Regions from separate parts of the Mus musculus genome. Here region 1 is linked to region 2. Evidence: chromatin contacts called from ENCODE POLR2A ChIA-PET data. All regions are on one chromosome and are shown on one strand. Each heading gives the region's core, a stretch centred on a gene start or an enhancer-like site at or near the end of the contact. The rest is flanking DNA. Distances are from core to core; before and after follow the strand shown.

Region 1 (3,738 bases), core at 43-2,542, 110 kb after region 2:
ATTCTAAGGACAGCCACAACTGGCAGCGTTTCTTTTCTGAAGTCCCAAGCACACTCTACTGAGGCCAAATAAACATCGTGGGTTTATCAGGTGGCAAACAGCCCAAACATCTGACCAGATTACAAGGACAAGAGTTAGAGCCTCCATCTTCTCTCCCCACAGAGCTTAGGCATTAGCGTCTAGGAGCTGGGCAAGAAGGGAGGAGCTTAGGAAGGTTATTTTTGCCCGTTTTCATCAAAGGACCTAATCTTAAAGAAATAACGGGGCCGCAAAGGCAATGTGAGCAGCTGAACGAGGCTAGCACGGCGGACAGGGTAGAAAGGGGAACAGGCGCCAGCGAGCCGAGTCTAGGGAAACGCCGCGAACGGCTGCAAACCAAGGTAACAAAATTATATAACGCGAGGGAGAAAAAGAGGAGGAGCCGAAAGCAACCGGGGGAGGAGTCCCGGCCCGGGCGGCGTTCCCGCTGGGGCGGCGCTTCCTTCTTTGTCTCGCATTTCTCTCTGCGCCACATTTTCTCGCCGCTGCCATTTTGAGCTCCTCCGCCGGGCGGGGTAACAAAGGCGCCGCCGCCATGTCCGAGGCCGGCATTTTGTGGCTGCGGCTCCGCCACATGGCCGAATCCGCCGGCGTAGGCCACCCAACGGGGCACAGGGGACCTCGAAAGCGCCCCTTCTTTCCCCCGGGGATACCGGAAGGGGGGGCCCCCCTCAAAAAACAACCCAACGAAAGATTGCGCAAACGACGCCGGGAACCGCCTCAAAGGCGCGGCGCTTCCCGACCGAAAACACTCCTCCGGGTTTCCCTCAACAGCCGCGAGGTCGCCGGGCCGCCCCGGGTCCCGGCCCACCCTCCCGGACCAAAAAAAAAAAAAAAAAAAAAAAAAAAAAGGTTGAACGCCATTACCCGAAGCGTAGCCTTTAACGGCTTTTAACCGGACGTGTGACAAAAGCCAGGCCTCCTTTCAGGAAGGGAAAAAAAAAAATCTAAAGGTCGGTTGGGAAGGCGAGCCTTCGGCCGCGCCGCTCTCCCATCCCCCACCCGGCCTGACAGGTCTCTTGTCACACTCACCCTCGATCCCGGCCGCGGTCTCGGTCACTAGAATAACTCGACATGGCGTCAATGGTGGCGGTGTGCGGGCGGAACCCAGTGAAAGTAGAATCCTGCGGCGACGAGTCGCGGAGAGAAGGCCTCGGCGACGGCGAAGCCTCTGCGGGGGCGTCACCAGCGGAGGGGCCGGTGGTGTCGAGGGCCGGAGCTGCGAGGGCAAGGACCGATGGAAATGAATGAGGTGCCGGCTGCGTCCCGGCAGCCGCTTTTATAGTCTGGACCGCCTCCTCGCCGCAAAGCACGCTGGGAGCCGCTCTATGACCTAATCACCCCGCCCCCCTGGCTCGGAGGCCCTCAACGCCCGCCCGCCCGGGTTCCGGAATCCGCCATGTTCTCGCCCCTCCCCCTCCGCGGGCGGGCGCTCCCTCCCCGGCGCCCGTTTATTACTCGCTTCACGACTGGGTGACACCACTAGAATGCCTCGCCCCGACGCCCTTTTGGCGACACCGCCGTCTCTCGTCTCGCTACACCTCAGACAAGCTGCTTCCCCGTGGCCAGACGGTCCTTAAAATGGCCAGCGCCAGCCATTCCACCGACTCTACTTGAAGATGTTTACGTCTCCACAGACTCCCCCCACGCCCATAACCGAAGGAGACCAGGGAGGCGGAGCTTGGCCTCATCACGTGATCGGACCCAGGGCAAGGCGGATCGCACTACTTCCTCGCTTGGTCTCTCGGCGGAGGAACACCAAACCACCAACTCACCGGAAGCGCGGCTCCAACGCCCCCGGGGAGATCGGCCGGGCTGCTGGGTGACCTGGCTGCCCTGCCCGCCGATCTGAGAACCCGTAAGCGGGATCTTGACCGCGGGGAATGGTATCTGGAGCCCGCAAACTGCCGCCTCAGCGCGTGCTGCGAGGAAGTGCTCCTCTGCTGTCCAATCAGCGTCGAGAAGCCGTTTTAACGTCCCTCCCTCTTCCACCCCTCCTTCCCCGCTCGCTAGTGTCTGCCCCCTCCTCCTCCCGTCGGCTCGACCGAGTTCGACCCTTCTGGGACACCGTCGCCCGCGCTCTCGTCTTGGAGTCCGGCCGCGACCTCTCCTGGCAGTATGGCCAGCTCAGAGGCTGGTGAGTCTCGGCCTGGAGCCCTGGTGGTTTTGTACTGCAGCATTCCGCGGACCTTGGGCTGAATCTGAACCGCGTCTGCGCCGCTGCGGAGGCTCGGGACTGTCGGACACTAGTTGCAGTCGCGCGCGCGGTGGGGGGGGGGGTTCTATGAATTTAGGGTCTCAGCCTCGAAACCTCTTGCGGTTTCCAGACGTGGAACTGAGACTTGGGATGAGATAGGAACTCTTTGTCGAGCCTGGGACACCCGCATCCTGTCTATATAGAGCAGTCAAGATCCTTTCTTGGATCCGAATTTTTGTGGGGTATCTATCCACAGACTGTCTCTCTTTCCCCTTGCTTTGTTTGGACTAAGGCAGAACTTATCTTTATATTGATTTTTTTTTCCTTTTTGAGGCATAGCACTCATAAGTTCTTTTGATGCCCTCTAGAGTAACTGGCATTTTCTAGTACTGCCTTTGAAAAGCCAATTGATTCGGTTGTCTAGGACGCTTTCCTCTCTTTCCAAAATGGTTGTCATGGCTTGGTCAGCTGTGCGACATAGGCATCGGGAAGAGGGCATACTGGGCATGACATATTCAGACTATTGTCTCCAGAGCGTGTGTCAGTACTGGAAATGTGGCCAGTTCCAGTCATTTCAAGATTCAGGGGTTTCAAGTTTTGGAATTATTGCTGAAATCCTTAACCTTAGTCCTGCACTATCTAGGGAAGGGCAAGAGCTGGTTTTGGAAAACAATTAATGTGCTAATTTAGAACTTAGCGATTTGGGTTTTTTTTTTCTTCATTTTTTACCTTCGTATACATCAAATATAATAAAAGGAAAACTAACAAATGCATTAGTGTCGGTGTTGTCATTATTCAAGTTCCTAACAGCCTAAATTAATCCCTTATTTGGGCACCCGAGAGATCTTAACTTACACAAGATAATTGGGTAAAAACATGTCTAAAACTATTGGGAATTCTGAGCCACCTCCGTTAGTTTCTAGCAACTTTTAGATTATCATTTACAGCTGACTTATGACATTCCTGGTTACCTATAAATTTATTGTAACTAAAAACACCCATGTGAGTATAAAAATACTGGCAAATAGGATTTTAGGTTACAAGAATAAGAGTTGGGTTGGAACAGCTGTTTTGACTTCAAAGAAGCTAGCTAGCACAGGAAATTATCTTAAATACATCTTTTGAGAACTTGCCTGGTTGAGTCTTTGAAATTTCATAAGAGTCCTTATCTTGTACAGTTTCCAATGTATATTCTTGTGCAGCAGTGATTTTTAAATGTACATATATATGACTTTCTCTATTGCTATTGAAGACTGATTTCCCCCTCCTCCCACCCCACTTCTTCCCCAACAGAATGGGTAACAATTGCCAATAACCTCCTTTTTAAATGTCACATACACCTGAGGATACACGAACTTCAAGACTGTGATGCTAATGTTTTTATTGCCCTTTATCAATCCATTTTGGGAGAAAAGGTACCAGGTAAGGGTACTGAAAAGTGAGAATAATTTTATGTCTTAGGTCACAGGTTTCCTTTGACATAGAATTTTGTTTCCCTTTCA
Region 2 (3,646 bases), core at 298-2,797:
AGCACGCCACAGGACTGGTAGGTAGGCTGTGGGACTAAAGTCTAGGTTTCTCATTAGACACTGGATGTGGGTGGCTGTATAAATCCTGTATGACAGAGAAAGGCCAGGAGTGGTCCACATCATCACAGCAGAACTTGGGGCACCCAGAATGATGAAGGCGTTGCAGAAGGAATTAAAGTCACTTCCCAAGGCAGGAGTTGGAGGTCAGTAAAGTAGCTGAGATCCCAGTTCCCCAGTGTAAAGACATCTGCCTAAGAGAACTATTGAGAAACAACAGGATCCCATGCAAGCAGAGACTGAAACTCCAGGCGTCTCCAAGACGCCTTCTACACACCAAGAGATCCATTTAACGACTGTACACATCTCCTATGTGACCTCAACCACTAAAGAAGAAAATGTAGATCCGGTTCTAGCTTTCAGGTGCTCTAGGCTTCAGGGAAGACAGATGTGCCAAGAATGTTAATGAGCTGAAGATGTGGTTCAGTGATACAGTACCAGCTCAGCATGTGCAAGGCTCTGGGTTCAAGCCCCAGTGCAAGCAAACAAATAAACAAACAAATACCACAGGGCTGGGAGATGGCTCAGTGGGTAAGAGCACTTGCTGCACAAACGTAAGAACCTGAGCTGGAATCCTGAACCCAAATCCCAGACAATCTGGGGCATAGCTGTAGGCACCTATAACCCCAGCAATTGTTAGGGGCAGAGGTAAGAGGGCTGACTGCTAGGGTTGGCTGGCTGCCAGCCTAGATCCAGGATCAGCAGGAGACTGTCTCAAAAGAATAAGGTAGTGGGAGACTGAGCATAAATTAGACACCTGACATAAATTAGAGTCCATGACTTCTGCATGTACTCAGAGACAGGTGTATCCTAACACACAACACACACACACACACACACACACACACACACAGCTAAAAATAACTGCGTGATAACTGCTATAAGATGTCGTCCATAAGAAGCAAGTCTAGACCTTCCTCTGCCCTAGCCTAACAAGGAGCTAGGATAGAAGGGACATGAATTGGGATGAGGGTGAGGTGAGGGCTGGGTGGGCTGGGCAGCCAAACATGGGTGGGGTTAGCCTGGACATCTTGTGAACTCCACTGTTCCAGGTACCTCTCTGGTCTCCTTGGCAACAGTTTGATATTCTCTGGACCTCAGCGGCTTCAGGCTGTGCCTACCTCAAGTCAGGAAGGGATGCTTTCCACTTCTAGACTGAGCTGCATGGTCTATGCTTGCCCCTGGTTTTGCCCAGCTCAGTAAGAGGGGGTGGGGGCGGGGGTAGGGGAGGAGCAGGGTGCAGCTGCTCACTGCCCTTCCCCCTCTCATGTCTCCTTGGCAGCAGCTGCCTGCTAAAGACTAGCCCAGGCCAGGAGCTGTTTGTCTCTGCTTGTCAGAGGCGTTTCCTGATGGGTCTCTATTTTGGTTTCTGTTTTTCTCTGTGCTAACAGAGAAAGAGACGGCTCCAACGTCATGGGGTTTTCCCAGCAATTAGCCTCGGAGCAAACAGACAGCAAATCGGGATTTAATGAGTTCCTTCCCGTCCTCCTCCATCCGCAGTGACCACTTGGTGAGCTGCCAGCCAGGGTTAGATCTGGACCCGGTCCCCATAGCCTCCTCCAATTGTGTAGGATGAGAGACCTTGAGAACAGGGGACCAGGCTGGCAGGCACTAGCTCATATTTAGTCATCATTGACCTTGAACCCACAAAGCCCTTCTTTCTTCACCTAGCAATCAATGCCCTTGTCCCTGCTTGGGGGAGAACAAGGGGCCAGCACCAGTGGTCCAGACCTGAGTTCCTCACTGTCCTTCTTCAACAAGGAGGAAACACAATTTGTATCCTCTTAAGTTCCCCTTGCCACCCAAACGACCTTTGTTCTAGAATCTTCCCCAGAGCCCTGACTGGGCAACTAGTGCAAGCTGGGAAATGTAACTGATAGCTTGGCTGCAAGGGACGGCTGCAGAATCTATCGAGGGAAGCCAGAGGCAATTGCCACGGTCCCACCCTATTCTAGGAACTGCCACACTTCCTCTATTCAATCCTTCCACACTCTCAAGAAAGCAAAAGAACACCAGATACAAGGACACTCTCCCAACAAAAGGGAAATGGAGCCTTTCCCAGGGCCAGTGATGCTTCCTTCTTCCCTCTTCAGCTTTCGGAACTCCCAGCGCACAGGCACGCGCTCCCACACAAGTATCATGCACAACCCTCAGGCTGCTGCCTGCCCAGACCTGGGCCTGGACCACTGTGGGAGGATGGATTCAGCCTGGTATCCGAGCCCGGGGTGACAGGCAACTTGAGGATGTTCTGTACAGACAAGAGAGCAGGGATTTGGTCCCCTGTGCCTGGAGCTGTCAGTGTTCCCCCACCACGGTAGAATGCAGCAGTCCAGAACAGAAAGGATGGTGTAGCCGGCTCTGATCTTGCCATTCAACCCTTAAGCTAGCACCTTCCCTTACCTCTAGGAAGAAGAAAGATGTTACCTGGGTTGGCAAGCCCAGGATGCAGTCGAAGCCCAGGCTGGACCAGTGACAGCTGATACTGATCACTCTACAGTTTCATCTGTCCTGGCTTGCCTCTGAGCTCCAGACCCCTGAGCTTCCTACTCTAGGGTGTCTCACCGGCATCTTAGACTTAACCCAGTCAAACCGGATCTTATCCTCAAACACCACAGCCGTCCATGCAGCTACTCCAGCAAGAAATATAGGGACTCTGGCTCCCCAATCCTGGCCACGAGCTGTGATGGATCTCAGATGTGCACCTAGACACCATCCATTTCTGGCACCCACTATCTCTTGCACAGTGATAGCACATCTGTCTTGTTCTTCTTCAGGCCACTTCCTTGATGGTCCTGAGTTTGCTTTTGTATGTATATATGTATGTATGTATGTATGTATGTATGTATGTATGTATGTATGGTATGTGTGCAGTGGTTGTATGTCTTGGGAGGACTAACATGTATGGAGGTCTGAGAAAGACTGGGAATCTTTCTCAATAGTTCCCCAGATTTGTGACTCTATGGGACTTCTGTGTGTGCATGTATGCATGTGTGTGTGATTGCGTGTATGTGTGTGTGGTTGTGTGTCTGTGTGTGTGTGTATTCCTTAGCTTTTCTTTGATTTCCTCTATTCTGGTTTGTTCATTATTGTATTGTGTTTTACCTCATTTTTTACGGATGCCTGTTTTTTTTCTAATGAGAGAGAGAGAGAGAGAGAGTAAGAGAGAGAGAGAGAGAGAGAGAGAGAGAGAGAGAGAGAATGGCCGGGTGGTGGTGGCACACGCCTTTAATCCCAGTACTCGGGAGGCAGAGGCAGGCAGATTTCTGAGTTCCAGGCCAGCCTGGTCTACAGAGTGAATTCCAGGACAGCCAGGGCTATACAGAGAAACCCTGTCTCCAAAACAAAACAAAACTGAATATAGTGTATGGAAAAAAAAATCTAGTATCAATACAAACAACAGTTCTTCACCATATTCATGGAGGCTGAATGTGGACATGGCTGGTCTAGCTAGCCAGCTTGCCCTGGGAAGCCCCTGTCTGTTTTTTGAGGAATACTGGAATTACAGGAGGGCCATCACACTCACTCAGTATTTATGTGGGTTCTTGAGACCCACACTCCAGTCCTTACACTGACAAGATAAGGCCTCCCT

What was found. ChIA-PET counts read pairs that join two places held with the same protein, here RNA polymerase II (POLR2A).
Region 1: POLR2A ChIA-PET joins it to region 2 with 14 read pairs in Patski. The contact joins the promoter of Ddx5 here to the enhancer-like site in region 2. POLR2A ChIA-PET finds 5 or more read pairs at or near these places in 4 of 5 experiments (Patski and embryonic stem cell).

Annotation. Positions count from the first base shown.
Region 1 is chr11:106,787,202-106,790,939 of GRCm38, forward strand. Ddx5 (DEAD box helicase 5) reads right to left here and starts at 1,293. Exons shown (of 13, transcript NM_007840.3): 1 at 1,072-1,293. The coding sequence starts at 1,115. Cep95 (centrosomal protein 95) reads left to right here and starts at 2,051. Exons shown (of 20, transcript NM_177088.3): 1 at 2,051-2,176; 2 at 3,530-3,658. The coding sequence starts at 2,158.
Region 2 is chr11:106,673,438-106,677,083 of GRCm38, forward strand. The region is part of intron 13 of Pecam1 (platelet/endothelial cell adhesion molecule 1); the gene reads right to left. Among named protein-coding and RNA genes, the nearest start is that of Pecam1, 40 kb to the right of the region's middle. Within about 2 kb of position 1,548, at least 3 of the 3 ENCODE cell types and tissues checked have a DNase peak (open chromatin) inside an H3K27ac peak, as active enhancers do.